Regions from separate parts of the Homo sapiens genome. Here region 1 is linked to region 2. Evidence: read pairs that join two places in POLR2A ChIA-PET (ENCODE). Cell type or tissue: GM12878. All regions are shown on one strand.

Region 1 (4,000 bases), 63 kb after region 2:
ATAAAGTACTGGTTGATTCCCACTAAGTTTATTTTATAATATGCTAATTATTCATGACCTGCATTTGGAAAAACACCAGGCTAAACACCAGTGCTCAGCAGGAGGGATGGTAAGCTCAGAAGCGAATTAGAAGTTTATTCCTTGATATGATTTGGCTGTGTCACCACCCAGATCTCATCTTGAGCCGTAGTTCCCATAATCCCCATGTGTCATGGGAAGAACCTGGTGGGAGGTAATTGAATCATTGGGGCAGTTACCTCCATGCTGTTCTCGTGATAACGAGTGAGTTCTCATGAGATCTGATGGTTTTCTAAGGGGATTTTCCCCCACTTCACACTGCACGTCTCTTGCTGCCTCCATGTGAAGAAGGATGTGTTTGCTTCTTCTTCTGCCATGATTTTAAGTTTCCTGAGGCCTCCCCAGCCATGCTGAACTGTAAGTAAATTAAACCTCTTTCCTTTATAAACCCAGTATTGGGTATGTCTTTATTAGCAGCGTGAGAACAGACTAATACATTCTTGTTATAGCTGCTTACTCTAAGCTGTTCCCTGAAAAAAATGGCAAATGCTATATTTCATGGCACTTGCAGACTCAGCCACATTGACAAATGAGGCCTGCTCTGCCTTAGAAATGTGTACTGTGGATTACATTCATAATCCTCACACTTTAGTTCAAGCAAATGGAGACCCTGAGACTGTGTCCTCACTAAATAGGAGTAAATCACTGGCTTCCCCTGTATGGGCTGTAGTTTAAACACACAAGATTTTACTGGCTTTCCATTTTGCAGTACTTCACAAGAGCTTTGCTAGCCAATTAAAGCATCACAGTAGGAGCTGGTCAGTTGGAGTTTGATGGGGGAGCAGATTTGCTCTGTTATGGGATAAAGAATTTATCTCAGGAATTAGGCTGTGTATAATTATGGACAGTGCTGGGGGAGCCAAGGTCCAAGAGGAAAGACAGAGACATGGTGACTAACCAGTCAACCTGAGACGTCAGCAGTTAAAGTGGGACCCCGATGGGGAGCCCCTGGAAAGGTCCTTGGGAGCTCTTTCTTCTATGTGGCTAACACATCCACGGGGTGGCAGCCAAGCATCTGGCAGTGGACCTGGGGCTGCTGTGGTCCCCTGGGCAGCTCTTAGGGAGGAGAATGAGGATGAGGGACCCTACCTGACACCTCCTTGTTAGTCTGTCATCCACTGTGTAAAGAGCTTCAGAAACAGTTGTCCTGCTTCACCTGTACCTTCCAGGTCACACACAGGTAGATGTCTCTTTGGCCATTTCTAATTCAGAGCCACGAAATGTTGGGATTTTGGGGACAATCCTCAGCTTGACCAAGTTGATAAAGAACAACCCAGCACCTATGAGGTTACTGTAAAATGCAGATTATTATTCTAAATGCCCTTAACCGTCATCTTCCAAAAACATAGTCTAAATACTCATGATTAATTTCCCGAATCTGCAAATAAAGACATTAGAGTCACACTTTATAGTTTTCAGGGTCAACCATTGTGTCCAAAAGCCTTAAAATAATTCATTATCAAAATCCAAAGATTTCTCAAGGTAGCTTAACAAGAACACTCTTACTTCTACTAAATAGGCAGCAGTTCAGATTAAGTTGCTGCTATTTTCCTTATCTTGAACATTTGCTCAGTGGTAGTTTATTCAACAGTCAAGTTACAGAAAGGGGAAAAAACTGATAGTACTTGGGGAAGGATGAAAGCCGAATTTGAAACCTAGAAGATGGCAGGTGACGGAAGTACCTGTGCACACCTGGGTGGACCTGTGTCTGTCCTCCTCTCTCTTCTCCATCTCTTCTCTTTCAGCCTCTTTTTACCAAGAATCAATAAACTGCCTTTTCATCATTCCTTGCCTTTCCATTTTTCCTTCCTTCCTTTTCCCATCAAGAATTGAGATTTTGGTATCCACAAAGTGTGCACATTAGGATCATGAAATGACCCCTTGAACTGTTGGCTGTAGCAGCATGCTAGGTTTCTGAAAAACTGGGTTGTTGAGGGAGAGGGGTTGCATGGAGGTGTTGGTGGAAGTGTACCCTGTATGAGAAAGTGGCTCTGTCTCGGGGGTTGCAGAAGTGACAGCTGGATGTGGCAGTTGCTATGGATTGGGAATTAGTTACATTAAACAAATCACTGATGGGGAACTTAACTAAATATATTAAGGATAATGGGAGCCATGTTTGTCACTATCAGAGCAAAGATTTACAAAGCAGAGGCTAGAAAGAATCCTGAGCAGTTAAACTCAAGTTGAAAGTACCAGAATGAACACGTGGGTTTTAAAAACACAGATACACAAGAAGATATGGAAATAGTTGTAAAGGCATATGCGTGTGTGTGGAAATATATGCAAAGGACTCTGTCAAATAAGAGGACCCAGAAGCAATGTCGCCCCCGTAACAATGCTACTCCAAGTGCCCAGCTCTGAATACCAGGGTGCACAAAAAGAAAATAGGGCTTTCTGAAGGAATGGAGCCCAGAGAGTAGAAAGGCTTGGAGCAGAGAAAGTAGAAGACAGGCCTAAAAACCTTACTGTGTCAGAAAGTAGAAGAATGCACAGTGAATGACAAGGACATTTCCCAGGAGCCAGCGTGGAGGGGCCCTCACAACTCAGGGGCAATTTCAGCATCAGAATTGTAGTTTCAAATACAGTCTATCTAATAAAAGAGAAGTTCATGCATCCACACTGATATTACTTAGCTAAGAAATTGATTTATTGGAGGTAAGAGGAAGTGCTTACTTGCAAGTGCTTACTTGCAGCCAAATACCAATTCATATTTAGGGGCATCAATGACCACCATTAGGCAGCCATCATGACAGTTAATACAGGCAGGAGTCATTAATGTCTGCTAAAGTTGGTGGGTGGAAGCTTGATAAGGCAGAGGACATTGATGCAATTTCAGAATATATCCTTACAAAGTTCAAATCACATACAAAGTAAACATGATGACCCAGCAGACAAAGCTGGTGCACGCCAATTCGACTAGGTGATCACGGTGGGATGAGCTGGGGACTTGTGCCTCCCAGTGTGTTGAACTGAGAGCAGTACAGCACCATGTCTGTGTATGTTTTGCAAGAATTCATGAGCCAGGTTGAGGATCATCCTCCATAATGAAAGACGGTACTCATTCAGATTGTCAAAGGCATGAAAGACAAAGAAAGACTGAGGAGTTGTCCCAGAATGAAGGAGACTAGTGAGACACAAAAAACTGAATGCAACACATGCTTCCCAATGGGATCCCAGGCACAAACAAGTACAAAATGCTGTGAGTATGTGTGGCAAAATGTGAATGGACTGCACATTGGATGGCAGTGTTGTGTCAATGCTGGTTTCCTGTTTGGGAAGATTGTATGGTGGTTGATATGGTTTGGGTATTTGTCCCCACCCAAATCTCATGTTGAATTGTAATCCCCAATGCTGGAGGTGGAGCCTGGTGGGAGGTGTTTGGGTCATAGGGCTGGATCTCTCCGTGGCTTGGTGCTGTCTTTGTGATAGCAAGTTCTCAGTAGATCTGGTCATTTAAAAATGTGTGTCGGCCAGGAGCGGTGGCTCACTCCTGTAATCCCAGAACTTTGGGAGGCTGAGGTGGGCGGATCACGAGGTCAGGAGATTGAGACCATTGTGGCTAACAAGGTGAAATCCTGTCTCTACTAAAAATACAAAAAATTAGCCAGGTGTGCTAGTGCACACCTGTAGTCCCAGCTAATCAGGAGACTGAGGCAGGAGGATCGCTTGAACCCAGGAGGCGGAGGTTGCAGTGAGCCGAGATTCCACCACTGCACTCCAGTCTGGTCAACACAGCGAGACTCTGTCTCAAAAAAAAAAAAAAAAAAAAAAGTGTGTCACCTCCCCACTCTCCCACAACTCTCCGTCTCTCTTGCTCCTGCTCTGGGCCTGTGATGTGCCTGTTTCCCCTTTTACCTTCTGCCACGATTGAAAACTTTCTGAGGACTCCCTAGACACCAAGCAAATGCCAGCACCGTGGTTC
Region 2 (4,000 bases):
TAAATTCTTAATTTGCTCCATATACAAAAATTAATTAACTCAAAACAAATCATAAACCTAAATGCAAAGATTGAAACCATAAAACTCTTGCAAAAAATATAGGAGAAAATGTTTGTAATCTTGGGTTAGGGAAGGGCAAAGTTTTCTTAAATACAACATCAAAATCACAACTCATAAGAGAAAAAACTGATAAATTACACTTCATCAAAATGAAGAACTTCTGCTCTTCAAAATCCAGTGTTAATACAATAAAAAGGCAAGCCACAAATTGGAATAAAGTATTTACAAACTATATATCTGATTAAGGACTTGTATCCAGTATTTATGAAGAACTCTTAAAACTCAATACTAAGGAAACATCTCATTTTTTTTAATGGGCAAAATTTTTGAATAGACACTTTACCAAAGAAGATATACAGATGATGAATAAACACATTAAAAGATGTTTAACATCACAGTCATTAGGTAAGTGCAAGTTAAAAACCGGAGATGACTACTATATACTTCTTAGAATGAAAAAAAGAAGGAAGGAAGGAGGGAGGGAGGGATGGAGGGAGGGATGAAAGGAAGGAAGGAAGGAAGGGAAGGCATTCCAAATGCTGAGGAAATATGGAGATGTAGAACACTTGGAATTCAAATACATTTCTGGCGGGAATGTACAATTATATAGACACTTTGAAAAATAATCTTCCAACATATTATAAATTTGACCATATACTTACTATTCAGTCCAGGAATCCCACTGGGTGATATTTCCTCCGGTGAAGTGAAAATTTGACTTTAAAATTTTAAGCAAATGTTTAAAGCAGGTTTATTCGTCATTGCCCCAACTGGAAGCAACTTCAATGTCTTTCAGCAAACTTGGTCCCTGGATGGACTACACAGGTCAACAATAGAAAGCAACAAACTATGGGTACATGCAAGAGCATCTCAATTCAGCATTATGTTAAGTGAATTCAGACAGTATCAGAATGCTACATACTATATGATTATATTTACAATAATTAGTGAAACTGTAAGGGTAGAAAGTGCATCATTGCTCACCATGGGGTGGAGGATCAGGGGAGTGGCTGACTACAATGACCATGGAGAATTTGGTGGGCTGATGGAACTTTACATTTTGACAGTAGTGGTAGTTAAATGACTGTATGGATTTGTAAGAAATTGAGAAATTATACATGCAAAAATTTTACTCTGTGTAACTTATAATCTAATAAGAAAAAAAATGATTTAAAAAGAGCCAGCGACCACAGTGGTAACACATTGGAATTTTCCTCTCACTGTTTCACTGTTTGTTTTGGGGGCTCTACTGAAGAGTAGAGAGATCAGAGCAGTAGATTCTGGTTTTGCTGTACCACTAAGCAGCCACAGGTTCTCAAGATCATGATGACTTTCCCCAAGAGCTATTGTGGAGGCCAAATCAGATAATGTTTCAGAGACAGTTTCACAATATAAGAAGCCCTATACTTGACAAAGTACAGTTATAATTATGTATAATATTTGGCAGTGATAAATTCTTCATAGCATTTTCCTGTTTCATATCTCATAATCATTCATTAATTTGGCAAATATTACTTGAATATTTTGGCACACTCTTGTCCCCAAAGTGTTCTAGCTCCAGGGAATGATAGATAAGTAAGCTACAGTCCACTGCCCTTGGGGAATTCAGAATCAAGGGTGACAGGTAGACTTATCAACAAGTCCTGTAATAACATATGATGAAGCTGGTACAGAGATAAATATGAGATAAAAAGAAGTGGTTCCCAAAAGAATGATTAAAGTTCTCCTCCAGGGGTGGACCTTGGAAAGTAATCCAAGAACTTGGAAAGTCTTAGATATCATTTATAGGAGTTTAGAATTTAACCTATAGGTGGAAGGGAGCCACTGAGGGTTTTAAGTAGTGGTGGCAACACAGCAGATGACGTTTTAGAAACATTATCTGGCAACGGTGTGAATTTTTGTGCACATACGTGTTGGGGTGTGGATATGCATGTGTGTGAGAAGGGATTTGGGCATTGGAGGCAGAAAGACAGGTCAGAGACTTGTCAAAGTTAAATAAAATATGTAGAGATGAATCCCTCAACTTAATCGTCAGATTTCATTTGGGATACAAGAATTGCAATTCGGGGAAGAGTCACAGACCAGATGGTCTTTGGTATGTCTGAGAAACAAAGAGAAGGTTTTATAAAGAAGGGAAATGTTATGTATTGTCTTGTGAGAAAGTTCTTTGGTATTAGTAAAGTTTTGGAAAGCTGGAAAGCTCTGATTGGTTACTGACAGCAGTGGGTAAAATTAGTCATAGAATTGCAGCAGGTGGTTGCAGCAAATATTAGATAAAACCAGTTTCGGGTTACAGCAGGTAGTTTCAGCACCTGGACTTGCAGAGAATTACATTTTTGGAGCAATGTTGTGTGCCCTGAGTGTTTTTTTCCCCCAGCTTCTCAGCTGTTTCAGTTGGGTATAACAAGAATGACCCAATTTGTATGATCGACTTTCACAGACTGTTGGGTGAAAAACAATGAGAATCCAAACTAAGGCAATTGCAGAGCGATTTTAGAAAAGGAGACTGCTTCAAGAAATATTTTGGGAGTAAAATCAGCGAGGCTTATTGTCTAATTCCATGTTGAGGAATGGGAGACAGAAGCTAACTCAGTGGATGAAGATACCGTTTAAACAGTGTAAGGCCGGTACGAGGAAGCTCGGATTTGGTACAGAAGAGGGAAGAGGAGGAAGGGGAAGGGAAAATGTTTGACAGGTTTGTGTTTGAAATCCTGAGATCAATGTGTGTGTAAATGGATCTATGGTTTAGAAAAGAAATCTTAGAGACACAAAGTTGGGTGTTATCAGAATACTGGAAATAGATAAAGCCACATATACAATAACTTACTTTTCTCGTTCCCTAGTTGGAAGAAATAACCAAAGACACAAGTAATATTCACCCGGTGATCAGATATCACAGTGAAATGACAAAGTATCATGCCTTAGTTTTTGCGAGTGTAGATTTTGTTCAGTCCTTGTCTTCCATTCTGTCCTTCAAGCATGTGTTTTGTTGTGTTTTTGAGTCTCCCTCTTCCACTAGATTGTGAACTATTTCAGAGAGGCTTATTTCTTTCTTACCTTCAGCTTTAAGCCTCGTGCCTGGCACACAGCAGACACTCAAGTTTTTAAGTGATGTGACGACTGGTGATTATCTATTGACTTTCCCCCGTCTCGTTACATAGAGCATACTAATTTGCAAATGAAAAAAGTGGGCTTATCTATGCTAACCCCTTGGCTGGAGTTAAACTATAATTCATAATTTATTTTCAATATTAACCCTCATTAAAATATATAGGGTACTGCCAACATTTTTAGAAACTCTTACCAAATGTAAATCGAGTTCAACACCTGGTTCATTCATTTTTTAAAAGTAATATTGTTTTTCTTTGTTTTCATAAGATTTAAAACAAACCATCATTACTGCCTCAATCTTATTCACCCAGTGTTTTTTGGTGAAGTATTTGAAATGTATTGCTGTCTTTCAAGGACACTATTAGAAGGCCTTCTGAGCCAGAGGAGGCTGCCTTCTGCTTATCGGTCTTGTTATCAGTGACAGTCATTGTGGAGGATGTAAGTTGAGAAATAGGAGAGGCATCACTTTGACCACAACTGTGTGTCAGTCTCCTGAATGATTTTCCCTCCTGTTTTGAAGTATCTGATAATGACTTCTTAGAGGGTCTGGAAAGAAAACACCTTCTCTCTGCATTTCCCTTAGATACTCTGCATAAGCTGGCCTTGTATGAATGCAATAATTTTCCAACCAATTGTGGCTGGTGTCACAACCAATTCAATGCACTTCTGAGATTGTTTATCCAGATGGAATAGAAAAATGTGGTGCAGGGCTGCTGCATGGGACCCGGGAGCCAGAATGGCTGACTTTTACCCTGACCTCACTTTGTGCTTGTAGACAGAGTGGGAATCCAGGTTCTTGGAGCTCTCCTGTCACCCCTGGGCTAGAGAA

Evidence for each region. Peaks named below come from ENCODE experiments on the same cell type or tissue, not always from the same donor. Only the 100,000 strongest peaks of a DNase experiment are listed, where the experiment ranks them.
Region 1: POLR2A ChIA-PET joins it to region 2 with 5 read pairs; 3 of 35 experiments call an interaction of 5 or more read pairs at or near these places.

What each region holds. Positions count from the first base shown.
Region 1 is chr18:10,886,915-10,890,914 of GRCh38, reverse strand. All of the region lies in intron 4 of PIEZO2 (piezo type mechanosensitive ion channel component 2), which reads left to right. Among named protein-coding and RNA genes, the nearest start is that of MIR6788, 130 kb to the right of the region's middle. In GM12878, a CTCF peak has its summit at 1,091 (motif pointing right); no DNase peak of the experiment used is centred here; H3K27ac peaks cover 731 bases.
Region 2 is chr18:10,949,449-10,953,448 of GRCh38, reverse strand. The region is part of intron 3 of PIEZO2 (piezo type mechanosensitive ion channel component 2); the gene reads left to right. Among named protein-coding and RNA genes, the nearest start is that of MIR6788, 190 kb to the right of the region's middle. RefSeq lists enhancers at 1,302-1,451, 3,684-3,843. In GM12878, no CTCF peak of the experiment used is centred here; DNase peaks (open chromatin) are centred at 1,328, 1,978, 2,178 and 3,638; H3K4me3 peaks cover 1,806 bases; H3K27ac peaks cover 4,000 bases.